Regions from separate parts of the Homo sapiens genome. Here regions 1 and 3 are each linked to region 2. The links are chromatin loops, found by intact Hi-C in ENCODE. Cell type or tissue: heart left ventricle. All regions are shown on one strand. Links, peaks and the distances in the headings refer to the core of each region. The heading gives the core; the rest is flanking DNA.

Region 1 (10,313 bases), core at 3,558-8,557, 100 kb after region 2:
TAAAGGGCAGAGGTTGATTAATTGGATGAAAAAAGCAAGACCCAACTATGCAATCTAAATGAGGTACTCTCTAAATATAAAAACATAGATTTGTTGAAAATGAAATGATAGAAAAAGATACCATGCAAGTACTAGATAGCTAGGGTGACCAACCATCCATTTTGTTCAGGACTGAGGGATTCTCCAGACGTGAGATTTTCATTGCTTAAAGCAGGATATTCTTTGGTGAACCAGGATGCTAGTCACTCTAAAGATAATGAAGATGGTATGGATAAATTAATATCAGACAAATCAGACTTGAAGACAAGAATTACTACTGGCTATAAAAAGAAACATGTCCCAATAGTAAAAAGGTCAATTTATTTGGAAGAGATAAACTTCTTAAAAGTTTATGCACTTAGCTGACCTTCAAAATACATGAGGCAAAAACTGACCAAACTAAGGCAATAAGTAGACATATTACAATCATAGTAGGGGATTTTAATATCTCTTTCTCATCCATTATTAAAGCAAGTAGCTAACAAACAAGAGTATAGAAGGCGTAAGTTGATCTAATTGAGATTTGGAAATACTATCCTCAAGAATAGCTGAACGTAATTTCTCAAGTACATATGGAATGTTGATGAAGATACGACTAAGCTGAACAAAAAAAAAGTATTAAAAATTTCAAAGGATTGGAAACTTAAAATTGGCCCTGGTGGAATTAAATTAGAAATCAATGGCAATTAAGGTATCTTGAAAATCTTCATATTTGGAAATTAAGCAAAACACACTTTTACATAAACAATTGGTCAAAGAGAAAATGACAAGAAAAATGAGAAAATATCTTGAACTAAGTAAAACACAGCAAATAAAAATTTGTGGGATACAGCTAAAGTAGTGCTTAAGGGAATATTGTAGCTTTATTTTATTAAAAAGCAAGAGAAATGTAAAAGTCAGTAATTTAAGTTTCCATACAATAGAAAAAACTAGATGAGCATGTTAAATCCAAAGCAAGTAGCAATAAGGAAAGAATAGAAGAAAATACACAATAGAGAAAATGACAAAGCTAAAAGTTGTGTGTTTTTTATTTTCCAAACAAAATAAAACTGGTAATCTCTAGCAAGACTGATCTTCCTATTTGGAATGACAAGAGGGAACTCAAATTACTAATATCAGGCATAAAAATGGGGAGCATCATGATATATCTTCCAGAAATTTAAGGATAGTAAAGGACTACAGAAATCTTCCCAGGAAGAGAACTGCAAATCCACATAGGTTTCCTGGTGAATTCTGTCAAACGCATAAGGACGCTATTGTATCTTACCAGTGTTAGATGAATTTTTTCAGAAAATAGCACAGAGACAACTTTTCCTAAGTCAATCTAGAGTCCAGTAAGTGCTAATACCAAAATCTAACAATAAAAGAAAATTACAGATTAATATCCCTCATGGGCATAGCCATAAAAATCTTTAACAAGATTTTAGCAAATAAAATCCATCAAAATGTGTGATGTAATATAACCAAGTGGAGTTTGTGTCTGGAATTCAAAGTTGATTTAACATTTAAAAATTAATCAGTGTAATTCACCATATTAAGAGAATAAGGGAGAAAAGCCAAATATCTCCACAGCTGTGAAAAAAAATGGACAAAATTTAACACCCCTTTCAAAAAAATCTCTCAGAAAAGTAGGAACTGGTGGGAATTTCCTTAATGTGATAAAGAGCTTCCACAAAAACCCTAACTATGCTGCATAGTGAATACTTTCCCCTTAAGATAGGGAACGGGAAAAGGATATTCATTTTCTCCACTTGTGTTCAACATTTTTCTGGAGGTCCTTGTAAATGTAGAAGTTAGGGAAAAGGAATAAAAGGCATACCAATTAAAAAGGAGGGAGTAAAACTGTCATTACTTATAGGAAACGTGTATGTAAAAAAATCCTAAGGAATCCACAAAGAAACTATCAGAAGTGGAAAGTGAACTTAGCAAGTTCCCAATATATAAGGTCAATACGTAAAAAGCTATTGTATTTTCTTTTCTTTTCTTTTCTTTTTGGAGACAAGAGTCTTGCTCTGTCGCCCAGGCTGGAGTACAGTGGCGCGATCTCGGCTCTCTGCAAGCTCCGCCTCCCAGGTTCACGCCATTCTCCTGCCTCAGCCTCCCGAGTAGCTGGGACTACAGGTGCCCGCCACCACACCCGGCTAATTTTTTGTATTTTTCTATCTATGTCCTTTACGTGTCAGCTGATGAAACTCTGGGATCTGGCCTTTGCAGGGTGGCCAAGAGAAGCGCACTTGACTCCAGGCACTCGCGAGGTTCCTAGAGAAGGTGGCATCCCCATCTCTGACCCTAGCTCTGAAGCATGGGGTGGAGGTGTGGGGATAAACTGGTGTCGTCTGTGGTGGCAACTCGAAAGGAACAGTCAAGTCTAGGGTAGTTGCGCCTGTGCTGCTTGGGGTCCCTGCCCCACCGTAGCACATACTCTGCTGCAATCCTGGAACCCTAGGCGTTCTAGATGCCGCACGAGATCCAAAGTCCCTTGTCTCCTGCCCTTCCCCCTCTTACTGGACCCTCCTTGCATGCAAGCCACCTCCATTCAGTCAGGAAATGGGGTGCTCTCGCGCTCTGGCTTTGAGCATGTTCTGCCTCTCAGTGACTCCGGGAAAAGGACCAGAGGACACACGGGAACTGATTTCCCAAGCTGCCGCCCCGTACCAGGCGCTGAGGGGTTCGCAGGCCCTGTGGGTCCGGGCCTCCGCAGTGGCAGTCCTCAACAGTCCCCAACAGCGTGGGACCCACCTGAGCCCAAACTCCTGCCTCAGAGGCAGGAGGTCCCGAAGCGCTCGACAGGACGCCGGGTGGGCGGCTAAGATTGCCCTCTGGCGCCCTTCGCTGGTGCGCCCTTTCTTTGCCACGTGCTCCAGTGACTGTCGCCAGCACCGCGTGGGATAGCGCCGCCTGCGAGCAGAGTCGATAGCTAGGCGATCTCTGCGCCTAGCAACTACAACAGAGCTCAAACGGCTCCTCACAGGCAACTCACTGGCAGCTTCGCCCACTGGTCCCTGCGCCGCCCTTCCCCCGCCCCCGCCACTCCGCCTGGCCAGATCGCTCGGTTCCCTGCAGCTCTCCTGGGCCCTGTTCGCGGGTTGTTCTATGAGCATTGCGAGCTTTTGCCTCTGTGCAGCAGCAGGCTCAGCCCTCCGTTCTGAGCAGTGTCTGGGGGGGACACTCTGTGTTCCAATGGGCCACTTCGAAGAATCAGGCCACCCGGGAACAATAAACATCCCTCTTCCTGGGAGCAAAGAGACCATCCTCCGTTTGCCACCTTAGCCGCTAGTCGTCCCTTGAGGCTGGTGCCATCAATCACTGGGTAGATCCTTGTCCAAAGGAGACTGAGTGAAGGGCCCTAGGAGAGGACAGGAAAGAAACAGCGAAGGAAGAGGACACCAACTAGTGAGCAACGGTGGCAGGATCAGAGAAGAGGCCCCGTGGCAGCAGGGGTGAATCATCAGCATACAGTGGCAGTAGGAGCACTAAGCCATCAGCATCTAGGCCTATGGAGGCCACTGGACTGTTGTCTTTTTTCCGGTGCAGTCGAGGGTCTCTGTCTTGAGACCTCCAATCTGGGCTCCCAGAAGACGGCTTGAGTAAAGACAGCCCAGACGTCTTCAAAGAGCTCATCCTGCTCCCCCCTGCTCAAGAGGCTGACAGAGACAGTGCTTGATGAAGGCCGTCGGAGAGCTCTCCACTCACTGATGTTGGAGGAGACTAGCAGGGAAAAAAGCTTCCAGACACCATTTAGATGCTTGTCAAGGAGAAATTCTTCACCCACATCTGCCAGCTGTAGGCCTCGTTGATGGAAAATTTCAATGTTGCTGCTGCCGCCACTGCTACTGTTGTGGGATGGAGGTGAGCTGCCTTCCTCCCCTCCTCAGCTTCCTTGTCTAGTCATTAGAGAAGACCTAAGCTTAGAGAAGAAAGCTGAGTGTCAATGGCTCAATAACATATCGGAAGTTAAGACTGAAGCCACCATGGACTGCAGTGTCACTCAGCCTGTGGGTTCTATTGCTCTGCCTGCTGTAGGGAATGAAAACATCCTGCCCCTGGTCACTTTCACCTTGTGGGTCTTGCGTGTTAAAACATTCCCAGTTGCAAACTTAGCTGACCAGTCTGCCAGGGCCCCAGTCCTGTCTGCCCTTCTATCTTCTCACACTCCAGAGACTGACTGTAGAATGAGATGCACATTCCTCTCCTGATTCTCCATTTGCTGTTTGTGCTGACTGTCTTTCTCCTTTTAGGTTCAAGCTCATTTTGGGGGTTCCACTTAGTAATAAGAACAGAGGACCTGCATTCCCATCCCTCAGTCATAGCTGGAGTGTCTTCTACTACTGTCCTCCTCACACCTGCCAGCACCTTGATTTTCTCCTAGCTTGCCTCCTGCAGAATAGAGTCACCTATGGACTCTCCAGTGGATTCATGGATACCCTCCCCCAGTCACCTCCGCCAGTACTCAGCCTTCTCCCACCAGCCTATCACTGCTTCTGCAGTCATGTCCTCCATTGCAACCAGCACGTCTGCACGGTTGAACTCTTAGCTACTTTGAACTTTGATGTCACTGGCATGGACATCACTCCCCCTTCTCAAGCTTTCTTCCTGAGTTCTCCTTCAGGCTCCAGAGAGAACATCTTCCCATTTTCCATGGAGCTCCCTGGTTCTGAGAACATGTCACCCAGGAGCAGCATTACCTCAGCCTGTTCCCACCAGTTTGTCTGCACAGTTGGTCAGTGGCCCAAATGCAACTTTCAAAGTTATTGTGGCCCAAGAGCCACTGTTTAGCCCACATTTGAGCCCCTTCTGGGCTGAAGCTTGCAGCTACCAGCTTTGGTAACTTATTGACATCAGACAGCCCCAGTAAGAGCTTCAGACTTAACCTCCACTGCAGCCCAGCCACTCACTGACAGCATCAATAAGCTTCGTGGGTTTTACATCCTTATTTTCCCTTTGGCATCCCTTTCAGCACCCAGCTGCCCTTTGGATGCACCTCAGACATTTTGCCTGTTGGTACAGCCACTACTTCTAGCTTTAGAGCCCCCACCAGAATGCTAGCCCTGGGGCTAGTAGTTCACTGCTTGCCAAGACTACTGCAGGCCCATTTGTGTTTATGGAATCTGCAGCCCCAGTGGGGAGCAGCAGCTTTAGGGTGAGTGTGGCTGCCCTAGGCCCAAGATCCATGTCTAGACCACTCAGCTTTGGTGAGGAACCAAGGGGGTCACCCAGTTCCAGAACTCATTTTGAGAGAGGCTTAAATCTGAGCACAATGGTCCTGATGGCTCACAGCATCCTTGTTGCAAATGTAGACCCCACTTTATTTTTTATTTATTTTTTATTTTTTGAGACAGAGTCTCGCTCTGTTGCCCAGGCTGGAGTGCAGTGGCGTGAACTTGGCTCACTGTGCAACCTCTGCCTCCTGGATTCAAGCAATTCTCCTACCTCAGCCTCTGCAGTAGCTGGTACTACAGGCACACGCTGCCACGCCTGGCTAATTTTTTGTATTTTTAGTAGAGACAGGGTTTCACCGTGTTGTCCAGGCTGCAGACCGCACTTTTATGGAGAGCCAATTGATCTTGGGAGACAGTTTTCTTCCTGTCTGTAGTCAGAGCACTGGTCTCCTGGTTGAGAGCATATCTGTTACTACTGGAGGAGTCAGCCCCAATGAGAAGAAATTACACTTTTTGTGTGTGTGGTCATATCACATGGACCCACCGTGCCAGAGCACATCTGGTACAGTTGGAGTGGCCAGAACCACACCTGTGCTTGAGGGTCCTTTTCTGTCTGCTTCTACCTTTCTTCAGAGCACCTGGGGCCCACTTGGCCACAGCATATTTGTTGTAGTCACTGGGGCCAGCACTATTTCCGTGCTTGGAGATACCTCTACTCATATTTACAGTCATAGCGCCTGGGACACACCTGACCAGAGCATCCGTAGCAGCACAGGGCCAGCCCCATATCTGTGCTTAGGCCCACGCATTTCCATTTACAGTGAGACCACGTGGCCCCCTGCTGGATAAAGTTCAGATGGCACAGTGAGAGGAGCCAGCCACACTGTGTTGGGAGACTCTTTTGTGCATATGGTCAGTGTAACTGAGGCCCACTTATTCAGAGCAATCCTGTTACTACTGGATGAGCCAGCACTACTGAGAGAAGAAATAGGTGTTCCCAGGCTCCAGAGTGAGGCTGCCTCCCATTTGTCCAGGCACATTTCAGTATGGAGCGCATATCTCCTGCAAAGGCCCCAGCCTCCACCAGCCCACTTGCATTTATGATCAGCAGCCCCACCACAACTTTCAATCTTCCCTTGGGCTGAGAGCCATCACTCATCCACATTTGGGATCTCTAGTGGGCAGTGGCAGGAGCCACTCTCCCCAGTGCCTCTGCTTTTTCTGGCCTACCTATCACTGCCTCTGTAGTTGCCTCTATGCCTGTAGTCAGCACCTCAGCAGAGTCCACATCCAATCCTACCTCTGACTCTGATGAAATTGATATGGATACTAAGCTCCTTCCCCAGGCTGTCATCTCTGGTCTCCCTGGTCTCCAGCGAATACTTCCCATTTTCCACGGAGCTCTCTGGTTCAGATAATATGCTACTCAGAGGCAGCATTGGCACAGTTGGTTAGTGGCCCTAATGCAACTTGCAAAATCATTTTGACCCCCTGTGTATATTTCAGGTCCCTGATGGGCTGCAGCCTGGAGCTACCAGCTTTGTTGGCTCTTTCCCTTTTGGAAACCAGGAAGCCTCAGCACAAGCTCCTGATTTAACCTCTGCCACATCCTAACCACCAGATGGCAGCACAACTCAATCAGCTTCATGGATTTGACGTCTCCATTTTCTACCTTTGACATCCCTGTCATCACCCAGCTGGCTTGTGGTTGCACCTCAGGCATTTTCTTAGTTGGTACAGCTACTAATTCTGGCTTTAGAGTCTGCACCAGGACTTGGGGGCAATAGTTCACTGTTTGCCAACCCTACTGCAGACCCATTTGTGTTTATGGAATCTGTGGCCTCTATGGGTTGCAGTAGCTTTAGGATGAGTGTGGCTGCCTTAGTCCAAGATCCATATCTAGACCACTCAGCTTTGGTGCAGGACTGAGCAGACACTGGTTTCCTGAGCTGAGACACCTAGACCTGAGTACCAGGTTCTTGCTGGCCTAGAGCAATCTGGTCCATCTCTACAAAGAGCAAATCTGGGAGATACTTTCTTTCATGTCTATAATCAGAGCCAGCTGGGTGAATGCACATCTGTTACTATTGGAGGAGTCAGTCCCATGGAGAAGAATCAAGGTCCAGGCAACAGTTTTGTTCCTTCTTGTGGTCAGATTAGCTGAGACCCGTCATGCCAGAGCATATCTCTTACAGTCACAGGGGCCAGCACTACACCTGTGTTGGGCTTTTCTTTTCCCAACTTCCGTCAGAGCTCCTAGGGTCCCCCTGGCCAGAGCACACTTGTTGCAGTGGGAGAGATCAGCACCCCTCTCATGCTTGGAGATACTTTCCTTCATGCCTACAATCAGAGCACCTGAGGCGTGCCTGATCAGAGTTCATCTTTAGGAATAGCAGCAGCTAGTGCATACCTGTGCTTGCAGGTCCTTATGTTCTCACATACAATCAGAGCACCTGGAGCCCATGTGGTTAAAGTCCAGATGGTACAATGGGAAGGGACATCATGGAACTTGTTTTTGGAAATGCCTCTCTTCCTACTATCATTCTGAGCTCCTGGGGTACTCATTACACATAACACTTCTGTTACAGTCAGAGGGGACAAGGCTGTACATGATTCAGGAGACATTTCTGCTTTGGTCTGAGTCAGAATACCTGGTCACCTAGCCATGGTACCCCATTTGACTTTTGAGGAGACAGCACTACTGAGAAAATACCTGTGCTTGGAGACACTTTTGCTCCTACCTTTGGTTAGAATACTTCCAATTCTGATGTGATCACTGCAAACATCAGCCTTGCCTTTGGGACACTTTCATTAGCAGCAGGGATTGTGGCAAATGGAAATGTGGTGCCATCCACCCTTTGCCTTCTCCTAGTGCAATTAAGAAACACAAGCTTTCTTTGAAAATGGCAGGCTGCAGTGACCACTGTCCCCCGTGAATAGCCATCACTCTGATGGAAAGAGGCTCAGTTTTATGGAGTTATGTCAAACAAATTTAACCCTCTGTCTGTCTTCTAACAGCAAGCTGCAGGACCAGCACCTTGGGGTGGTATATATGTCTGTCAGAGGGTGTGGGGCAAATGAGGCTGGTCAGAAGTTCACATACTTGACTTGAAAATTTCCACTGTAGAGAGTAGAAGAGGGCTCTGCACACATCATCGACTAAGCCATACCTGGCTTTGCCTAAATAGCCTGGCAATCTGAAGCCCTGGGCCAGTTTTCCTCTTGTCTTGTAACTAGCAGTTTACCCTCTGCTCCTACAGCTGCCCCATTCTCTTTAATCATTTGTCTCAGTGGGCCCTTATCTTTCTTTCCCAGATTATATAGATAGATAAACAGATGGATGGGGAGATAGATAGATAAAGCCTTGTTCTTCCTAATTCATGTGTCTTTGCTCTTTGACTCAATGTTGGAGGAAGAATTAACTTGCATGAATGGTGATATATTGAGCCAGACTTAACTGTGCAGTTTTCTGTGGCCAGTGAATAGAAGTGGAAGTGCCCATACTTTATGAGTTTACATGCTGTTGTTTGAAGTTGGCATTTTTGAATATAAGCAATGGCAACCCAGGAGGACATGAGGTCCAGAGGATGGAGAGACCGGCGTCTTGCTCTTGCCTCCTCCCTCCTGGCTACTCTCCCATCACTCTGACCTCCCTGCAGGCAAGATCATCCCTGAGGCATATTTGGAAATCACACTTTACAATTTTCATCATTTAACAATGTTTGTGTGTGTGTGTGTGTGTGTGTGTGTGTGTGTGTGTGTGTATTTGACAAAAAAATGTAGACTTAGGGCAACGTCTGAGTTCATTCGGGCTTCTATAACAAAATACCAGAGACTGGCTAATTTTAAACCACAGGAATTTATTTCTCACAGTTACGGAGACTGGGAAGTTCAAGATCAAGGTGCTGGTAGGTTCTGTGTCTGGTGGAGACCCACTCCTCAGAGATGGTGCCACCTAGGTGTCCTCACATGGCAGAAAGAACAGAAAGGCAAAAGAAAAGTAAACACTGTGTCCTCAGGTGGCAGAAGAGTGAAAGAGCAAGGTCTTTTATAAGAGCTCTAATCCCATTCATAAGAACCTAACCTATAATCACCTCCTAAAGGTCCCACCTCTTAATGCCATCACATTGGTGATTGCTCTTTAACATACGAATTTTGGGGGATACATTCAGACTACAGCTGCCAGTTATCTCCACACATTCATACTCAGAAAGGATGGGCCTGGCATCTGGGCTCATGGCCTGGAAGAACAAAGAAAGGAAGAGCTTCCACCTGCTCTGTAATGATTGAAAATGTTAATATAACACATATTACAGTTGTATCATGCTGCTTAAAAAAATCAGGAAATATCCTTTCTTCAGGGAAGTATCTAGACAGGATCTATTTAGAAAAATAACCAGTCTGGCTCTAATGCTACTAAAATGCCAAATCTTAAGAATTATAATTTCACTTAAATCTGGCTGACCTTACAGACCTGCTGTGTCTCCATTAGACTTAGTTGCTGATGGTGCAATCTTCTCTAAGTCATGTCATAACAGGAGAACCTACATAAGATGAGAAGACAGAAAAGTACAAGCATTTCCCTCAGCTCCATACATTTGATTTTATTTCACATTTATTCATTATGACTCTACAGTAGACTCTGCGCTAGGCCCTAGAGATATAAAGTTGAAAGATGTCTCTTTTCCAGATGAATTTACAACGTGTTAGGGAGGACAGAGGAATAGACCAAAAATACAAGTGGAAAGGTCAGTATTAGGGCAGTGGGAGTGACTAACAACATAAAACTAAGTCTCGGGTAGAAGAAACTTGAGTTGTGTCTTAAGGAAGAGGAAGCAGCCAGGTGGAAAAGGGCTATTTCCAGGTTAAGGAGACAGTATGTAAAAGTCCGGGAGAGATATGAGATCTTGAGCCAGTGTGATATGATTTGGATGTTTGTCCCTAACATGGTTTGGCTGTGTCCCCATTCAAATATCAACTTGAATTATATCTCCCAGAATTCCCATGTGTTGTGGGAAGGACCTAGGAAAAGTAATTGAATCATGGGGGCCGGTCTTTCCCATGCTATTTTCATGATAGTGAATAAGTCTCATGAGATCTGATGGGTTTATCAGG
Region 2 (10,313 bases), core at 2,659-7,658:
ATGGTGGGTGGTAAAGAGCTCCCTAGACAGACTTCCCTGCTTTGCAGAAACAGCCTCTCCCCCAGGCTGTAACACCTGTGGGTTCTTACCTTTCTCAACAGGGGCATGTCTGTTCATTTTCCATAGGGTAGCTAATGCTAATATGAAACAATTTTTTTTGTTGTTGTTTTGCATTTATCCACCAGGTGCCACTATGTGCCAAGAGCTTTAGAAATCTCATTCAATCCTCTCAAGTAGGTTCTAGTATTTTTCCCTTATTTAAACAAAGGAAATACTTGGCCAAAGTCACTATGGCTGCATTTTGATTCTAGAGCTTAGGTTCTTAATCACACTGCTATAGTACCTCAAGGACAATGCCTCAAAACACTCAAACCTCTGGAAAAGGATCTCTGATGGGTCAGGGATCAGTAAAATGTCTCTCAGGAGACTGGCCTAGAACATGAGACGATGAGGTGTCCAGGGGCTCAGGTTTTCTGAAAGGAGCATGAAGGCACCCTGGAGAGGGTAAAAGAGTTCAGAAGAGAACTGAGGTGTGTGTGAGCCAAGGATGGGATGACTGTTCTTCCCAGAGCTGCCAGCGGCCAGCCCCACCTGTGATTTGGGACTGGACTATTAACCAATAAATGGCCTCAGATTTTTAGTTTGATAGTCAGTGACTTTCTTGGAAACCAGTCAGCCAAATGACCTGTTCAAAGCAGTCAGCAAGTGCACATTTGATCTGGAAATGGGATTGGCAGTCATTGGCGTATTGTGTCTCTGGGTGGGGGCAGCTTTGGTTTCTGACTGTCAGAGAAAGATTCCACCTGACACATGAACCAGCAGGGCTTGGGGTAGGCTTGGTGCAGATGTCTCTATGGTGAACTTCTTACAGGGAGTCACCAGGAGGAATGTTCAGGTTCTTTTTTGGAAATGCAGTTAGTGGCATTGAAGTCACTTTTCTTGCCCTTTCCCCAGTTTGCCTTTAGCATGACTAAAAACATTTAAAGATGACCATTTGTTGATTATGTGCTTGCTATGTGTCTGGCCCTATAATGAGCCATTTATGTGCACTATCCCATCCACCTCTTACATAACCCTATGAGGTAAATTTTATTATCTCCATTCTAGAGGTGAGAAAACTGAGACTTAGTGTGGTCAAGTAACTTACTCAAAGACACACAGGAAGTAAGTGGCAGAACCCTGGTCTCTTTATTCTGAGACCTTCCTCTTACCTACTTTGTTAGGCAGAATCTTCTTTCTCTGCCTAAAATCAGGCTCATTGGCAAAGGCAGAAGCAGAGATGTACAATGATTACTGGAACTCACAAGTCACAGGCTCCTCCGTGCCTCCCCAGAGCAGACAAGATTCAGTCTGAAAGGAAGTCAGTGAGATGTAAAGGAAGGTCTTGGAAACATAGAACTGTCAGACCTGAGGAATAACGTTTCTGCTCCCTGGCTGTGGCTGTGGGAGACACATATGCAAGCCAGGAGGCAGGCCCTGCACTTCTTGAATGAAATTCTGAGGTTGAGTTTGGTTGCCTGCTTCTAGTCTTTTGTCTGGCTATGTGGCTATTATTAACTCTATTAGTACCGCAGTCAACTGGCTGTATTTAACAGTAACATTAATACTGATGGGCACCTTGATGGCAGCCGAGGATTACAGTTGACGGGGCAGCTCTATCCTGGTGATCAAATGGGATGCTTGATGTTGCAGCCACATTTGCCTCCCCTACCTCGAATACTCGAGTGCTTTTACTATATTATCAACATCCATCCTAAAAATGCTGTCAATAGCTAGCTATTTTCCCTTTCCCTCAAGGATCCTGAAATGCTTTGCACATGTTCTTCCTACTGAAAGATAGAAGCCTGGTGTTACAGTTTATCCCCATTTACAAGATGGATATCCTTAAAAGCAAATTGGAAGCTGAGCTGTGTCTCTGCACAATGGCTTCCTTTCATATACCGTGTTTCTCTCCAGAGATATAAGAATATACAGAAATACAAACCTTATTTATGAAAACATAGAGGAAAACATTTGAACGTTCACTTTTATCAGCACTGCATTTTCTTACTTAGCATTAATCCTTTGGCTCATTTTTATTCTTTAATAGAAACACATATCCATGTTAACAAAGAAAGAAAATTAAAACCTTGTCAATCAAAAATTATTTGATTATGTTAATGGTTTTATTTAATGTCTTTTTCTGCCTCTTAGTGTGATTTCTCTTCTCCATATACTTTTAAGAAAAAATTATGTTTCTTCAGCATATCAACTAACATTTATTAAGCTCTTCCTATGCATATGGCACTATTCAAGGCTCTGTATGGGACATAGGTTTGTGTGCCTTTTTCTTCCATAAAAGAGCTTACAATTTAGCTGGGAAGAAACCTGTCTATCCACATTTATGTCAATATAGAGTTACTGCCTCTATTGTTAGTTATGACAAATAAGAGGCACAGATATGTCTTCTAGGACTTCATAGGAAGGAGATGTCGCTGTGAGTGGGCTGTTCAGAGATGAGTTCTGGGAAGTAGTGATCATTCATTCATCCATTCCACAAATACTTGTTGTGCCGGCCACTTGGCAGCTTGCTGGGGCTACGATGATGGATCAGAAAAGCTCCTTGAGAAACTCATGATAGCAGGGAAACAGATGAATAAATAGCTGATTATAATCTAGGCCACGATGACTGGAAAAGGCTGAGCAGTTTGTGCAAAGTTTGGCCTAGGGGGAGATAATGGAGGCAAGTGGGGCTAAAACCCAGTCTCCATCCCCTCTTCCAGGGCAGACATGAGAACTACAGGGACTTTTGTCACAGAGGGGGAGCCTCTTTGCAAATCCTGCCAAGGCATCGTATATATCAGTGGCTGCCCCGAGTGTGATTAATTTTTTTTCTATTTAAAAATTTACATACAATAAAATTCATTTTTTTAAGTGTATAGTTCTGTGAGTTTTGGTAAATGCATAGAGTCATATAACTATCACACATCATGATATAGAATAGTTCCATTGTTCCTCTAAAAAAATTTCCTCTACCTCTTTGTGGTTAAGCCTGCCCTCTTCCCCAGTGCCTGGAAACCACCAATCTGTTCTCCAGTTCTATAGTTGTCTTTTCCAGAATGTCATATAAATGGAGCCATACAGAGTATATAGCCTTTTGGGTCTGCCCTCTTACATAGCATAGTGTATTTGCGATTCATCCATGTTGTTGCATGTATTGATTATTTGTTTCTTTTTATTGATGAGTAGTTTTCCATTGAATGGATGTGCCACAGTTTGTTTATCCATTCCCAGCTTGAGGGATATTCTGGTTGTTTCCAGTTTTTGGTGATGTAGCTGCTATAAACATTTACATATTATTTTCTGTGTGAACACAGGTTTTCATTTCATTTGGGTAATTATCCAGGAGCGAGGTTGCTGGGTTGTATGGTAAGTGTATATTTAGTTTCATAAGAAGCTACTTAGAGATAAAATAAATCTAAGATGAAACAACTTCCACTCTTTTATAGTAGTTATGCCAGTTTGCATTCCTACCAGCAATGTATGAGAATTCCAGTTGCTCTGTATCCTTGTCAGCACTTGATATTCTTCTTTTTTAATTTAGCCATTCTATTAGTGATGTAATAGTATCATTGTGGTTTCAATTTGTTTTTCACTAATGACTAGTTATATTGAATGTATTTCACAGGCTTATTTGCCATCTATATATCTTCCGGGTAATGTACCTGTTGAAATCTTTCCCCATTAAAAAAAACTAGATTTGCTTGATGTGGTTGAGTTTTGAGAATTATTCTTTTTTTTTATTTTCCCAGACAGGGTCTCACTCTGTCTCCCAGGCTGGAGTGTAGTGGCACCATCATAGCTCACTGCAGCTTGAACTCCTGGGTTCAAACCATCCTCCTTCTTCATGAGAATTCTTTATATATTCTCAATACAAATCCTTTGTCAGATGTGAAATTTACAATTATTTTCTCCCAGTTTGTCCTTTCTAGCTATGTCTTTCTCAGAGCAAAAACTTAAAAATTTAATAAACCCAACTTACCAATTTTTAAATTTTTCTTTTCTTTCTTTCTTTTTTTTTTGAGATGGAATCTCGCTCTGTTGCCCAGGCTGGAGTGCAGTGACATGATCTCGGCTCACTGCAACCTCTGCCTCCTGGGTTCAAGCAATTCTCCTGCCTCAGCCTCCCGAGTAGCTGGGATTACAGGCATGTGCCACCACGCCCAGCTAATTTTGGTATTTTTAGTAGAGACAGGGTTTCGCCATGTTGGCCACACTGGTCTCAGACTCCTGGCCTCAAGTGATCTGCCCACCTTGGCCTCCCAAAGTGCTGGGATTATAGGCGTAAGCAAGTAATTTTTAAATTTTATTGATTGCAATTTTGTTGTTATATCTAAGAACTGTGTCTAACTCAAAGTTACAAAGATTTTTCTTCGAGAAATTTTACAATTTTAGGTTTATATTTAGGTCTGTTATCCATTTTGAGTTAATTTTTGTATATGGTACAAGATGTGGATTGAAGCACTTTTTTTTGTACATATGGATATCCAACTGTTCCAGCATTATTTGTTGAAAAGACTCTCTTCATTAAACTGCTTTTGCTTTTTTTAAAAAATCAATTGGTCATGTTTATGTGGGTCTCTTTCTGGGTTTTCTATTTTGTTCCATTGATCTAAGTGTCTCCCCTTTCTCCATTGTGAGTGTGGTAGATCTTAAGTCAGGAAGAGACACCGAGTGAGAGGGGAGCATTTGGGAGAGGACATGGGAAGGCGAGGAAGGGCTGGAGACTTTCCAGGCAACATAACCTTTAAGCCGAGATCTGTGTTGGGTAAGAGTGAGAGGAAAGAGGATGGGCAGGTATCATAGGTCACTTAAGCCTTAGGAACGTTCTGGGCAAACGCTGGAGGGCAAGAGGGAAGTGGGTGGGGGCAACGGTATGGTTCACAGTGTGGTTGGAGCAGAGTATAAGAGTCAGGTTGGAGGCCGGGCGCGGTGGCTCACGCCTGTAATCCCAGCACTTTGGGAGGCCGAGGCGGGCGGATCACGAGGTTAGGAAATCGAGACTATCCTGGCTGACAAGGTGAAACCCCGTCTCTACTAAAAAATACAAAAAATTAGCTGGGCGTGGTGAAGGACGCCTCTAGTCCCAGCTACTCGGGAGGCCGAGGCAGGAGAATGGCGTGAACCCGGGAGGCGGAGCTTGCAGTGAGCCGAGATTGCGCCACTGCACTCCAGCCTGGACTACAGAGTGAGACTCCGTCTCAAAAAACAAACAAACAAACAAAAAAAGAAAAAACAAAAAAGAGTCAGGTTGGAGACGACTCAAGTCAGGGTCAGGTCAAGAGAGGTGTCGATTTGATCCCAAGGGTAGAGTGGATGTATTCATTTCAGAGGAGGGCGTTTAAGCAGGTCAGCAGGATGAGTGAAAACACCACATTCAGAAGTTCTCTGCTGTCATTCGATCAGTGCATCTTCCCTAGCTCTAAAAGAGGGAGTCTGGCTTCTCAAAAACAGCAGACCCCAGGCCCAGCTGCCCAACCATTTCCCGGAGGGAGCAGCCCTCTCAGCCCAGGAGTTGGAACCTGCTCTTCATTTTTCCCTCTTGCCTTGGCTGTGTAGCAAGGCCTTGGTGAATCGCAGTGCACTGCCTGGCGTGGAGCAGCAGATGGCAGCAAAACCAAGGCTCTTGGAGCAGAAGCAGCACAGTTCACGGCCTTCAATCCAGAGCAGCTTTAATATTGCAGCAATTTGGATGTCTGCATAAAAGCAGACTTGTTTTTTTTTCTCTCCACTTCTGGCTCCTGGAAATAATATTCTCTTAACCTTTTGGAATTAAACCAGCCAAATAGAGTGTAACATGTTTCTTAATCATTTGGGCCACCTTCTCCTTTCTGAATGGATGTTGGTTTCAGTGGGAATGTTTTCTGTGGTTGTGGATCATTGAGAAGATGGTGCTGATTTGCTCTGGTAAGCTGAAGGAACAACCAGGCACGTGGCATGAAGTGAAATAAGGACAAATGCAAGAGACATCCTGGAGACAGGCAACTGAGGACAAAGAAAGTCTGTGGGGAAAGGGTGGTGAACCAGGTGCCCACCTGCCAGCATTATTGCTGAGGCACATCTCAGCCAGGTAAGCCTCTTCCTCAGAAAATTCTCCTCTCCCACTGATCCCACTTCCAGAATTTCTTTGTGGACCAGGATGAAGATTTTCAGACTTCAAGTGTTACTTTCTTGGGGAGCTGGAGCACTCCCTCCCTCCCCTGGTACCCTACTAGACCAGGTGACACACTCACTCAGTTCAGTGCAACTTGCCTTCATGGTACTTTTCACAGTGTGTAATTATATGACTGTGGGACAATACAATTGGTGTCTCTATCCTCTACTAGACGGTAAACCCCATGAAGGCAGGAATCGTTTTTGCTTTGCCTATTTCTGTATCCGATAGGTCTGGCATAGTTGCTGGCATAACTATGACACAATTATCTGTTGAGTAATTCCATGATTATATAAGCAGAAGAGGATATATAATAGAGAGGCAGAGAGCCAGATTGATCTGGGTGGAAATCTGGTGTTATTCTTATTAGTCTGTTTTCATGCTGCTGATAAAGACATACCCAAAACTGGGAACAAAAAGAGGTTTAATTGGACTTACAGTTCCACATGGCTGGGGAGGCCTCAGAATCATAGTGGGAGACAAAAAGCACTTCTTACATGGTGGTGGCAAGGGAAAATGAGGAAGAAGCAAAAGCGGAAACCCATGATAAACCCATCAGATCTTGTGAGATTTATTCACTATCATGGGAAAGATCAGCCTCCATGATTCAATTACCTCCCTCTGGGTCCCTCCCACAACACGTGGGAATTCTGGGAGATACAATTCAAGTTGAGATTTGGGTGGGGACACAGCCAAACCATATCACTGTTACTCATCCACTGCATGTACTGGGTATGTTGCTCCAAATTTCAGTTTTCTCATCTGTAAAATAGAAACAATGGTACCTATCTTGCAGGCTGGTTATGAGTATACAATGAAATTATCTGTGTTAAGTATTTAGCCCAGTACTTGAAAGTAAGTGCCTGTACATGATAGTTACTTTAATTTTTACGATAGAGCCTTCATATGCAATTTGCCCAAGGAAACAGCATTGGTCTGATTTCAAAAGGAGATGAACTGACTAACGTGAGAGCTTGTTTCATACAGTTTTGAATGGAGAGAGGAAGAGAGAGTTGTTGGAGGTATGGTGTTGCTGCTGTTGCTGCTGAAATGAGTGACTTGAAAGTCCCAAAAGTGTTAAGATGTTCTGCACTAAGGTGTGTGGGAAAAGACTGCTCCAAGTCACAATAAATAATAAGCTGACTAGGTGAGGCCATATCCTCGTTTAAAAAAAGAAATACAGTGGGATTGTTGACATGGGTGTCAAGAATGTAAGGCTGAGCAAAGCAATTAGACATTGAAATTCCACCAAGACAGTGTTAAAAGAATTGTGTTCAGTTCTGCACTCCACACTGGAAGAGTAGTGAGATTAAAGGAAGCCGCCACAGAGAAGGGTGAGTACTGATGTTCCCTTCCCAAAAAATGCTTTCAAGCTGTTACATGCATGCTTTATATTACTTAAAAAAGCAGAGCTTTTGAAAGTGCTTTTAAATATTTGGGAAATTTATTCATAATAGCCAAAAAGTAGAAACAAGCCAAATGTCCATCACTTGATGAATGGATAAACAAAGATTGTTATATCCGTATAATGGTATACCATTCAGGCATTAAAAAAATGAAGTTATAATACGTGCTATAACATTGATGGACCTTGAAAACATTATGCAAAGTGAAATAAGCCAGACACAAGTATTGTGTGATTCCACTTATATGAGGTACCTACAGTAGTCACATTAGTAGAGAGAAAAAGTAGAATGGTGGTTGCCTAAGGCTGAGGGAAGGATAGGGTGGGGAATAGTGTTTGACTACTAATGGGTACAAGTTTTATTTTGGGGTGATGGAAATGTTGTAAAGTGAGATTGTGGTGATTTTACAAGTCCATGAACATACAGGAAACCACTGAAGTGTAATTTAAATGAATAAATTTTATGATATGTGAATTATATCTCAATAAAGATGTTAAAAATATTAGGGAGCGATCAGAGATTCATAACCCAGGCTGCATATTACAATATTTGGAGAGGCTAAAAAAATATCACTTCCCAGGATCCCACTGCAACCACTGAGATCTGAATATCTGAGGGGTGAGGCATAGCCCTGGGCATTTGTGAAGCCAGGATTGAGAGACTCTGCACCGGTTGATTGAGGGATTAGATTTTAACTTTTCTGCCCCTTAAGAACTCACTGAATAGGCACATGATTTTGTTGTTTTAATGATATAAGGCTGCATGTTCAAAATAATTTTCCTTAGCTTTTCTTGGAGGCAGAACAGTGGCTGAACTGTATGGTCTTACTAGGAACTTTCCCATTTTAGGATTTTATAATTACATTTATCTTTTGCAAATGTCATTAAAAGATACAAATATTTGTTCTGAGTAATGCCTGATGCTTTAGTGCAACCAGAAACATTCTATTCGTTTATTTTTCTTATTTTTTCCCACTGGCTTTCTTAAGGTATAACTGACAAATAAAATAATGTGTATTTAAGATATACAATACGATGATTTGATATACATTTATATAATAAAATGATTACCATGTTCAAACTAATTACTACATTCATCACCTCACAGTTACCATTTTTTTGGTGGTGATAACACTTAAGATCTACTCTCAGCAAATTGCAAGTATACAATACAGTCATATTGACTGTAGTCACAGTGTTGTACATTAGATTCCCAGAACTTCATCTTATAAATGAAAGTTTGTACACTTTGACCAACATCTCTTCATTCTGCCCTCTGCACCATGCTTCCCTGCACTACTGGCAGTCACCATTCTGTCTTTTTTTAAAAATTTTTATTTTAGATTTGGGGGTACATGTGAAGGTTTGTTACGTAGGTAAATATGTGTCATGGGGGTTTGTTGTACATATTATTTCATCACCTGGGTACTAAGCCCAGTACCCAATAGTTACTTTTCCGCTCCTCTCCCTCCTCCCACCTTCCCCCCTCAAGTAGAACCCAGTGTCTGTTGTTTCCTTCTTTGTATTCATAAATTCTTATCATTTAGCTCCCACTTATAAGTGAGAACATGTGGTATTTGGTTTTCTGTTCCTGTATCACTTTGCTAAGGGTAATAGCCTCCAGCTCCATTCATGTTCCCACAAAATACACAATCTCATTCCTTTTTATGCTGTATTCCATGGTGTATATGTACCACATTTTCTTTATCCGATCTGTCATTTTTGGTCATTTAGGTTGATTCCACATCTTTGTTATTGTGAACGGTGCTGCAATGAACATTCACGTGCATGTATCTTTATGGTAGAGTGATTTATATTCACCTGGTATATACAAACTAATGGGATTGCTGGGTTGAATATTTCTGCTTTTAGCTCTTTGAGGAACCTTCATATTGCTTTCCACAATGGTTGAACTAATTTACACTCCCACCCACAGTGTATAAGTGTTCCCTTTTCTCTGCAACCTCAGCAGCATCTGTTATTTTCTGACTTTTTAGTAATAGCTGTTCTGACTGGTGTGAGATGGTATATCATTGTGGTTTTGATTTGCATTTCTATAATGATCAATCACCATTATATTCTTTGCTTCTATGACTTTAGCTTTTTCAGATTCCACATATAAGTGAGACAATGCAGTATCTTTCTGTACCTGGCTTATTTCACATAGCATAATGTCATCCAGTTTCATCCATGTTGTCACAAATGACAGGATTTCTTGTTTTTTTTATGACTCTGAAGTATTTCATTGTGCATGTACTACATTTCATATATCTGTTCATCTGTTGACAGATATTTAAGTTGATTCCATATCTTGGTGATTGTGAATAAAGCTGCAATGAACATGGAGGTGCAGATATCTCTCTGACATATTGATTTCATTTCTTTTGGATATACAGTTACGCACCACTTAATGATGTTTCAGTCAACTATAGACTATAAACATGGTGGTGGTCCCTTAAGATCTTAATATCATATTTTTACTGTATCTTTTCTATGTTTAGATATGTTCAGATACACAAATACCATTGTGTTACAGTTGCTTACGGTATTTGGTACAGTAACATGCTGTAGAGGTTTGGAGCCTAGAAGCAACAGGCTATACCATAAAGCCTAGGTGTGTAGTATGTTATACCACTTAGATTTGTGGAAGTGTACTCTATGATGTTGGCACAATGACAAAATTGCCTAATGATGAATTTCTCAGAATGTTTCTCT
Region 3 (10,313 bases), core at 3,407-8,406, 170 kb after region 2:
CATATGAACCAATCATTGCTGTAGATGAAATAAGTAATATGCCTTTGTCCACAAGTACCACAAATTTTAAAAATGTTTGTAGATCTATTGTGGTCAATAAATGTGATTAATTCATTTAAAAGCACCACTGGTTGGTTGTGGTGGCTCACGCCTGTAATCCCAGCACTTTGGGAGGCCAAGGTGGGCGGATCACGAGGTCAGGAGTTTGAGACCAGCCTGGCCAACATGGTGAAACCCCGTCTCTACTAAAAATACAAAAGTTAGCTGGGCATGGTGGCATGCCTGTAATCCCAGCTACTCAGGAGGCTGAGGCAGGAGAATTGCTTGAGCCTGGGGAGGCAGAGATTGCAGTGAGCCGAGATTGCACCGTTGCATTCCAGCGTGGGTGACAGAGTGGAGCTCTGTCTCAGGAAAAAAAAAAAAAAGAAAGCACCACTACATTTTGATTCTAGTTTATAATTCTTCTCAATTGAGCAAAATAAAAATTGTAACTGCTATTTAGACATTGTAGAGGAATCCTTCTAGTCCAAATTTTAGTCTAAAATGTGGTTTCTGTGGGACTAGAGGATTCCTAAAGAACCATTCTAAGCCTCACTGGCCACAATCCTAAAATAGAGTTTATGTTCATTAGGGATCAATAATTACTGATACATAATTATGCTAGAAATGGTTGATTCTCACACTCTGACAGTGGTACTAATTGATTTATCTCAGAAATATAAAGAATCAATAATAGAGGAGATGTTTTAATCACTGCATCCAAATAATCTTTTCTCTGATACTAAAAGTCACCCTCCATCTATCTCTAGAAGGGTGTAATGGTAAAAACTTAGGTTCAAATGTTGCTCCTTCTGCCTATTTGTTGTGTGTCCTAGATGAGTTAACTAACCTTTCTGAGCTGGATTACTACTATTCCTTAAAATGAAGATAAAAGTACTCATTACAAAGGGATGTTGTGAAGATAAAATGAGATAAACTGTGAGCCCATTATGTGGTCTGGCATAAGGAAAATAGTCAAAAATGTTTGTTCCCCTTAAAGCCTTTTGGAAAGCTTATTTAATGTAAAGGTATAAAAAGGCAAAATAAATTAACACTGGCTTAAATATAAAAACGTATAATTTAAACATTGAATAAGCAGCAATTAAAGCACATGTTCACTTGCCACCTCGTCCAGGGCTGGTTTGGAATCATCCCATTCACTCCACGTAATGAGCAATGCGGCTTGACCGCCTGGAAAGCAATTCGGCACCGGGTCCTGTCTCTCTAAATCTCGGAAGAGCTTTCACCTGTTTTCGTCCCAAGTCTTGTCTTTCTTTCTGAGCAAGTACTGAGAGTGTATTGTTCAGCAGCCCCCATTCAAGTGCTGCCAGGAATGAGATCGTGGAGGTGCCCTCTATTGTGAGGTCTTGAAGTAGAACTTGAATGGAGAGAATGTGTTTTCAAAATAATTTAGTTTGAATGCATTTTCACTTTGGTGGGGAGAGGAAGCACAGATGGCTGAATCAGGACATGTGCCAGTTCTTTCCTCACACCAGGCATCCAGTGAATGCAGGCTGTGGGAAAATGAGCTTTAGGGGAAGGAGGAAGTGTAAAAGAACCCAGAAAGTGCTTGCATGATGTGGTCCCTGGTCCACCATTAAAAACAGCTGTGTGGGGGAGTCAAGGGGCTTTGCTAAGAGATTAGGCTGGCTTCGGAAATATTTGCTGCATTGCAGACCCCGAATAATAGAGAAAATTGATCTCTATTAGTGCCTTCAGGAACTGTTCTATTGGAGAGAGTGGCTTGGATGGGAACAACAAGTGGTTGGGAGACCAGATCCCTCCCCCCAGCAAGAAGCTTGCCAGGATGTAGGTTTCCCAGGCTCACCTGCTATCCTCCTCCAGCTCTGCCAAGCCGCCGAGTTCCTGCCTGGATGTCACTCCCTGAAGCTGTCAGGAAAGTTGTTTCACATTTCCTGATCCTCTGATTTGCGGATCCCAAAGCAGCAGCTTCTTTGCTTCCAACTGCTTCATTTACTCCTTCCCAAACACTGCTGCCTGCACTCCAACTGAGTTACTGAAGTTCTTTCAGCTTCCAGGGAGCAGACAGGCTCGGGTTGTCTGAGGTTATGGGAGTTATTGTGGGGATACATGAGCGGGAGGATAGAAGACAGAAAGCCTTTCAGTAGCCAAATAGTCAGCCTCAAGGAACAGAGCAGATGTTTCTCACTCAACGGTAGCGCTCCGTGCCTGGGTTAGTTTGCTAGGGCTGTTTTAACCATGTATCATAAACTGGGGATGTAACAGACATTTATTGTCTCTCAGTTCTGCAGGCTAGAAGTCTGAGATCAAAGTGTCAATGGGGTTGCTTCCTTCTGAGGATTGTGAAAGAGAGAATTTGCTCTGTGGCCCTCCGCTAGCTTCTGGTAGTTTGCTGGCAATTTGGGGGGTTCCTTGGCTTATAGATGCATCACCCCAATCTTTGCCTTCATCTTAACAGGGCGTTCTTCCTGTGAGCACACTGTCTCCAAATTTCCCCTTTTTATAAGGATACCAGTCACACTGACTGTTGGACACTATTATGGGTTGAATTTTGCCACCTCAAAATCCATATGTTGAAGTCCTAAACCCCACTACTTTGCAGTGTGGCCTTATTTGGCTATAGGATCTTCACAAAGGTAATCAAGTTTAAATCCACTTTTATTCTTGTCCCCCGAGACTCAGTCATAGCCCTGAATAAGCATATCCTTCCTCAGTCTCTCTAGGGATTGTAGCTTTCCTGCTACTGAGTGTCTTCTGTTTCCACTCTTCTCTGTGACTTGTGGTTTCTGCTGTTTTATGACCTCCGCATGTTGAGTTTTCTCTGTGTGCCTTTGGCTTCCATATCACTCTCTTGATTTCTGACTCTTGGAAGTATTGAAGCTCCTTGAGAATGTCATTGGTTTAGTCGCTTCCTGTCCAGCATAGAGCATCCTGCCCGGCAAGGCTGTCCTGTCAGGCTACTCCCGAGGCCTGCTGGTTTTTGGCAGGTGGCTTGGCTCAGGCACCAACCTCTTGACCAATCAGCCTTGGCCGTGATAGTGGGTCTCACAGAACACAGTATGGTGACCTTGGCAGAAATCATTTCCCATGGCTGCTTTTCTCAGAAGGAGGCTACGGACATGTGGACGTGCTCAGCTTTCAAAGTGGCTGTGTGACTGGCACTGTGCAAAGCCCTGGAGTTCAGTGGAAAAGCTGTAGTTCCTTCTGTGTACAGTTTTTGCTTAGGTGTGTTTGTTGCTTGGCCCATGTAATGCAGGACTCCCTGGCCTGGGCAGATCTCATTTCATGATTCTCCTCACTTTGAGAAGCTCCTAACAGAGCCATCACGATTTTTTGAGTCTACTGGTGTGTTTAAAAATTTAAAAATGACTAAAGCAGCTTACAGTTATGGCAGTATAAATGTTTACATATAATTGCTTTTAACTCCTTTGGCTATTCATAAAAGAATTACAGTATTTATAAAACTATTACTCATATGCACTTCAGTAAGGGGACACAAGCTTACAGGGTTGTAGGATGACTGTCTTTATTCTGTCTGCCAGAGGATATTGTGACCATATGTGTGTAGGTTTATTTGGGGATACCATCAAATGGCTTAAGTTCAGGACCTTTGTGAATGTGACTCCAAACCAAATGGTGCTTCTATCTACTCCAAATTTGCTCCCCTTTCATTCCTTGAAAGGATTTGAGGCCAGAGGTACAGGCTCTTCAAGGATTTCATTAAACTTATGTGATTCTGTATGTTCTCATTTCAAAACCCAGTTAAATTACATAAGTTAGGTGGCCTACATTCCTTTAAAAACTCCCTTTGACTTGATAGGGATGAGTAAGCAACATTCCGTGCCTAACACTGTGCGAGGGTTCCCCAGAGAACACGAAACTAATCAAGGTGTAGGATGTTGCTTCTACGAAGTTCCCAGTTGGTATAACTCATTGGTCATAATCACCTTGTGTTGTGTGAGCTTTTTTTGTTTTTTCTCAGCTGTGGGTTGTAGGCATTTGAGTGGTACTGCCCACAGCCTGCACCTTGCTGGCCCTCCTCCATGTGTACTGATTCTAGAATTCCTCCTCGACTTGTGGCTTTTATGGTTTCCACGTGCCTTTCAATAATGCCGGCTGTTTTCCCCTCCTGCTGCTCTGCTGGTGTTGCCTAAGGTGCATGTGGCCTCCGCGAACCGTGAAGGCTTTTAAAGAAACTTTTACTTTCATAATGTACTTTTTAGTGTTTTCAATTTCACAGGCCCATTGCTGTTTGGGAAGCAAATGATTTATGAGGAGTTTCCAGAGAATTGATTTCTTGAGATCTGGGTGATCCTTGGCAACGGGATAGGGTTTTTCTGCCTAGTTACTGCAGGGTAAAAACAGAAGAAAACAAATTGAAAGGCCTGACTTGAGAGAAGTTTTATTTATCTGGCTTTGACAGATCAAATAAAATCAGTGAAATTTAGTTATTTTATTTTTGGATTCTTGGAATTCACCCAGATACTCCTGATTGAAGAAAAGGATGTTTTTTGTTTGTTTTTGGAACAGTCACTTTTCTGTATCAGAGAAAATTTGAAGCTGAAAAGCTTTATCTGTCCTTTGTCATCTTTGTGTTATTTAAAGGATTGGATTTTTTTTCTATTTTTTAAAAAATGAGTTATTACTGCAAATTCTAGAAATTTAGGATGGGCAATTTATTTTATTTTTTAAAAAGTTTATAATTGACATAACTGTACATATTTATGGGGTACAACATGTTTCAATAGTTGTATACATTGTGAACTGATTAAATCAGAGTAATTAGCATATCTATCACCTCAAACATTATGTCTTTGAGATGAGAACACTCATAAACCCCTCTTCTAGCTTTTTTATTTTTAAGACAAAGTCTCACTCTGTCACCCAGGCTGGAGTGCAGTGGGGCAATCTCGGCTCACTGCAACCTCTGCCTCCTGGGTTCCAGAGATTCTCATGCCTCAGCCTCCTGAGTAGCTAGGATTACAGGCGTCTGCCACCATGCTGGGCTAATTTTTGTGTTTTTAGTAGAGACGGGGTTTCACCATGTTGGCCAGGCTGGTCTCAAACTCCTGACCTCAGGTGATCCACCTGCCTTGGCCCCCCAAAGTGGGATTACAGCTTCTAGCTATTTTAAAATATACAATATGGCATTGTTTAGTCATCCTGCTTTGCAGTAGACCACCAGAATGCATTCCTCCTAACTCACTGTAGTCTCTCATCATCTCCTCACTCACCACTCTCCATCCTTTGGTAACCACTATTCTACTCTCTACTTCTATGAGAACAATGTTTTAGATTCCACATATGAGTGAGATCATGAGATATTTGTCTTTCTGTGGCTAGTTATTTCACTTAATGTAATGTCCTCCAGGTTCATCCATGTTGCCACAAATGACAGGATTTTATTCTTTTTTATGGCTGAATGGTATTTCATTGTGTATATGCACACTATATTTTCTTTATCGATTCAGGTATTGATAGATATTTAAGTTGATTCCATATTTTGGCAATTGTGAATAGTGCTGCAATGAACATGGGAATGTACATATCTCTTCTACATACTGATTTCATTTCCTTTGGATATACACCCAGCAGTGGGATTGCTAGATCATATGTTAGTTTTATTTTTAGCTTTTTGAGGAACCACCATACTGGTTTCCGTAATGGCTGTGCTAATTTGCATTCTCACCAGCAGTGTGTAAGGGTTCCCATTTCTCCACATCTTTGTCAACACTTATCTTTTGATTTTTTGATAGTAGCCACTCTGACTGGAGTGAGGTGATGTCTCACTGCAGTTTTGATTTGCATTTCCCTGATGAGTGATGTTGGGCACCTGTTCATATAGCACCCGGTGCCTTATTTTGTACATTTGGTGAGGTCTTGGTTCCCTGAATATTATTATTGATACTTGTGGGCATGTGACAAGTCTGTGTGTCGAAAGACTAGGTATTTATTCCAGTCTTCAAAGACTGACGTTGTCCCCGTCCTTCCAGAGCCTCTAAGCCTTCTGTTACCGTCTCTGAACCTCTTTCACTGCTGCTGTTTCAGCACTAGATGGCACCCTAAGCCCACGTTTGCCACAAGTCCGTGGTTTGTGTGTTGCCACATTTTCAGCACTAGAGGGCGCGCTGAGCCCAGGTGTGCCTGTGACCTTGTTTCCGAGGGACCTAAAAAGCTTCGGTGAGTTTCCGCCTTAGGCTGGGGCAGGTCCAGATGCTCCATTCCGGCGCTGCAGAGTTCTGCCTAGCTCTGGGCTTCACTTTGGTGGGTCCAGCACTGGGCTCCAAGGCAACGTCTTGAGGCTACTTCTCTCTCCTTTCCCTAAGCAGACGCTGCCTCTCTTTGTGCCCGGCGGCCTGGGGTTGGGGGAGGGATGGGACGGCAGCGCCGTGGCCACCACAGCTGACCGACGCTGGGCCACACCCGGAGTCCGCAGCTTCCGAGACCAGCCCAGCACAGGGCTACTCCCCAGGCTCACGCGGCTGTGGCCTGCCTGCCACCGAGGCAGCTGGCGCCGAGGCGGCCCAGAGCACGAGGCCGCCACACCGGGCCGCGGGTCCCCCAAGCGACTCCGTCCGCAGGCTCCAGCCTGGGGTTATCTGGTTCTGCCACACGGAGGAAACCAGCCAATGTCGGATTTCACAGTGGCTCGTGGGGGCCAGTGCTGAGTTCCAAGACAAAGTCCTGCACTGAGCGCTTTCCCCTTCCCCAGCGGACGGAGTCGCTCTCTGCACTGTGCTGCCCAGCTTTGGGGGCGGGATGGTGGAGGCAGCAACGTGGCCACCAAGGCTGACCTTAAGGGGGATCGCACCCACAGTGCACGGCTGGGGCCGGCATATCCCCGGCCTGCCTGCCTCTAGTTCACGTGTGGCCGAAGCCCCTGGAGACGCCCTCAGCCGTGCAGGCCGGACATGAGCCCATCCCACCAGGACCAAGGCCTGGCACCCGGGAGGGTCCAGACGATCCATCTGCGGGCCCTGGCCTGGGATGGGGACCTGGAGTTCTGCCCGGTACCAGGCTCCACGTCAAAATCCTGCACTCACTCCACTCTCCCTCCTTGAAGCAAGCAATGCCTCTCTCCAAGCTTCCAGGCTTGGAATTAGGGGAAGGGTGAAGCAGGCAGTGAGACTCTGTCCTTCCTAGCCTCTTCAATGTGTCTTTTCTTATTATTGTGCTAAAACCAGGCACTGAGAGCTCTTACCTGATTTCCTTAGCTCTTGTGAAGGTACCTTCCCACATGGGTACGTGTTCAAAAGGATGTTTCTATGGGAAATGATCACTGGAGTATTCTTTTTGGCCACCTTGCTCCACCCCCAATTTTTGAAGACTCTTGGACTATTACAGCCAAAAGGGAGCTTCAAAATCACTTTCTTTGGTTTCTAGCTTTTTCCTTATGAGAGATAGCCATTGCTACCCAGAACTCTGTGATTGGAAAGCTTTAAGTCTATCAAAAAATCGTTGGACAAATTAACCAAATGCATGCAGAGTTGCTGATCTAACTTGTTACCAAGAAGAATAGCTTAACAGAAAGAAACTTTTTCTAGTGGGCTTGTAAGGGTTGATGACAAAAAAAACTAGAAAGTTTTAAATTATTATTTAATGAATTACTTTCAAAATTCAGAAAATATCAACGACCCCTATACCTCCAGCATCCCCAGTTTTATGAACCACTAATAGAGTTTGTTCAACCATTATAGGGGATAAAATTGAGGTCTCAGAAATACTAAATAATGTTAGCAAATGTCACGTAGCGCTTTTCTTTTCAAAATCAATTGGAGTGATGTCATTAATATGCAGTAATTATAGCTCTTGTAGCCTTTCAGTTGGGGTGTAGCCCAGAGTTTGCACGATTTATATTGAACTGTCAAAAAAAGTAAGCCTGAGTCTTTCTCTCAGTCTCTCTCTCTCCCCCACCACGCCCTCCCACCCTTTTTCTCACCTCTTATCTCTTATATTCTATCATTTTAATGCCATTGTATGTATTTATATTTTAGCTTCATATTGACATCCTCCCAGTGACAGAGGAGTACAGGAAATGATGCAGGTGCAAGGTGCTTACAGTCCAGAGGAAAGGGTGTGAAGCAAGAATGAGAAAGCCTGAGGGAACCATGCAGATATCCTGTGAGTCTTTCTCTGGGGCTGTGTGGCCTAACATCCCCAGGTTTCTTGGGCCTCTGCTTCATCCCTTTCTCCCTGCAGACTCTCTCCCCTTGCTTCCAGTGCAGTGAAAAAGGTGGTTGTCCTTCAGGTCAGGTGCTCTACACAGAATGATCAGAGCTTTGGTATCAACTCCTTATTCATAAGAGAGAAAATCTGATTTGCCTTCTTGGGTCAGGTGGCGGGATGTGTTCCTGGGAAAGTCTCAGAGGAGGGGAATTGTGGATCCTTCTTCCTTCCAAGGTGTCTGTGTCATGGGTTTAGTGCTCTACAGTTCACAGAGTGCTTTTCCAGACATTAAGTACTCTGATTTTCACTACAAGCTTGAGAGTGGATTTTACTAGTGCACTCGTTGTACACAGGAGGAAACTGAGGGTTACAGGGATTAGAGAGTGTACTAGTTTTTTAGGGCTGCAGTAACAAAGTGTTATAAACAGAGTAGCTTAAAACAAAAGAAATTTATTGTCTGTCAGTTCCAGAAGTCCTAAATCAAAGTATCAATAGAATAGGTTCCTTTTAAGGTCCCTGAGGGCAAATCTGTTCCAGGCCCCTCTCCTTCTGGTGGTGGCTGGCCATCCTTGGCATTCCCTGGTTTGTAGCTGCGTCACCCCAATCTTGCCTCTGTCTTTATTTGGTGTTCTTCCTTCCTGTGTCTCTGTCCAGATTTCCCTCATCTTATAAGGATACTAGTCATATTGTATTAAGGGCCCGCCTTAGCCTAGTAAGACTTCGTAACTTAACTAACTACATTTACAAAGATCTCATTTCCAAATAATGTTTTCACATTCTGAAGAACTATGAGTGAGAACTTTAACCTGTCTTTCTGGGGGAACACAATTCAGTACATAATGGATAGTTTGCTCAAACTTTGGACTCAAACTCAGAACTCCTGAGTTTTCAATGGGAATCATTCTTTCCCTGGTTGATTGGGCAATATTAAAGCAGAAAACTACCATGGCTAATTAGCTGTCTACTATTTGTTGTTGAATCAAGCACTTATTCAAAATAAACAAAGCCACTGGCTACTTCATCACTTACATACTTAATCTTATACGATGTGAGGGCAGGAGTTTGGAAAGAAACAATTTTTGGTCAAACAGATAGTTCTATCTTTGATTAAGAAAAATAAAATGTTAAAAGTGTAAAAGTAAATCTTTATATGAGGATTGATACAATAAATATATTGGATGGTATTGCTGAATGGTTTCTATAAAGTGCCTTGATAATTTACTTTGAGCTTATTACAGTTTTCCTTGGCCCACCTGTAGGCTTAACACTGGATGCTTAAAAAGAAAACAAATCCAAAAGTATTTTTCCTTCTTCGGTGGCTAGCTATCCTGAGGGGAGGAAACTATGTCCTCATGCCTGCAGCTAACCATTGGAAATTACTTAAAACCCTTCACCAAACCTTTCACTTAGGTATTGATAACACCCATCAGATGGCCAAATCATTATTTACTGGACGAGGCCTTTTCAAAACTGTCAAGCAGATAGTCAGGGCCTGTGAAGTGTGCCAAAGAAATAATCCCCTGCACTGCAGGCTATACATTTAAATCCCTGTATCTTTAACCTCCTTGTTAAGTTTGTCTCTTCCAGAATCAAAGTTGTAAAACTACAAATTGTTCTTCAAATGAAGCCCCAGATGCAGTCCATGACTAAGATCCACCGCGGACCCCTGGACAGGCCTGCTAGCCCATGTTCCGATGCTAGTGACATCGAAGGCACCCCTCCCGAGGAAATCTCAACTGCACGACCCCTACTATGCGCCAGTTCAGCAGGAAACAGTTAGAGTGGTTGTCGGCCAACCTTCCCAACAGCACTTGGGTTTTCCTGTCGAGAGGGGGAACTGAGAGACATGACTAGCTGGATTTCCTAGGCCGACTAAGAATCCCTAAGCCTAGCTGGGGAGGTGACCGCATCCACCTTTAAACACGGGGCTTGCAACTTAGCTCACACCCAACCAATCAGGTAGTAAAGAGAGTTCACTAAAATGCTGATTAGGCAAAAACAGAAGGTAAATAAATAGCCAATCATCTATCACCTGAGAGCACAGGGCGGGGGACAATGATCGGGATATAAATCCAGGCATTCGAGCAGGCAACGGCAACCCCCTTTGGGTCCCCTCCCATTTTATG

The links. Peaks named below come from ENCODE experiments on the same cell type or tissue, not always from the same donor. Only the 100,000 strongest peaks of a DNase experiment are listed, where the experiment ranks them.
Region 1: it touches region 2 in a loop (9-fold over the local background); 58 of 110 quality-filtered maps call a loop at or near these places.
Region 3: a loop joins it to region 2, with 12 times the contacts of the local background. A loop is called at or near these places in 14 of 110 quality-filtered maps.

The regions. Positions count from the first base shown.
Region 1 is chr10:63,970,694-63,981,006 of GRCh38, forward strand. The region is part of intron 1 of LOC124902439 (a long non-coding RNA gene); the gene reads left to right. It also overlaps the pseudogene LOC100420828. Among named protein-coding and RNA genes, the nearest start is that of REEP3, 450 kb to the left of the region's middle. RefSeq lists a silencer at 5,950-6,119. In heart left ventricle, for the core only: CTCF peaks have their summits at 6,044 (motif pointing left) and 6,813 (motif pointing right); no DNase peak of the experiment used is centred there.
Region 2 is chr10:63,866,868-63,877,180 of GRCh38, forward strand. LOC101928859 (a long non-coding RNA gene) reads right to left here. Exons shown (of 4, transcript XR_246119.4): 2 at 1,212-1,350. It overlaps LOC124902439 (a long non-coding RNA gene), which reads left to right and starts at 5,722. Exons shown (of 6, transcript XR_007062161.1): 1 at 5,722-6,109. In heart left ventricle, for the core only: a CTCF peak has its summit at 5,649 (motif pointing right); a DNase peak (open chromatin) is centred at 5,634.
Region 3 is chr10:64,035,266-64,045,578 of GRCh38, forward strand. All of the region lies in intron 2 of LOC124902439 (a long non-coding RNA gene), which reads left to right. LOC105378333 (a long non-coding RNA gene) reads right to left here and starts at 2,039. Exons shown (of 3, transcript XR_946014.3): 1 at 1,868-2,039. RefSeq lists enhancers at 5,857-5,906, 5,917-6,006, 6,087-6,166, 6,187-6,266, 6,450-6,950 and 1 more. In heart left ventricle, for the core only: CTCF peaks have their summits at 6,096 (motif pointing right) and 6,312; DNase peaks (open chromatin) are centred at 6,196 and 6,906; H3K4me3 peaks cover 699 bases.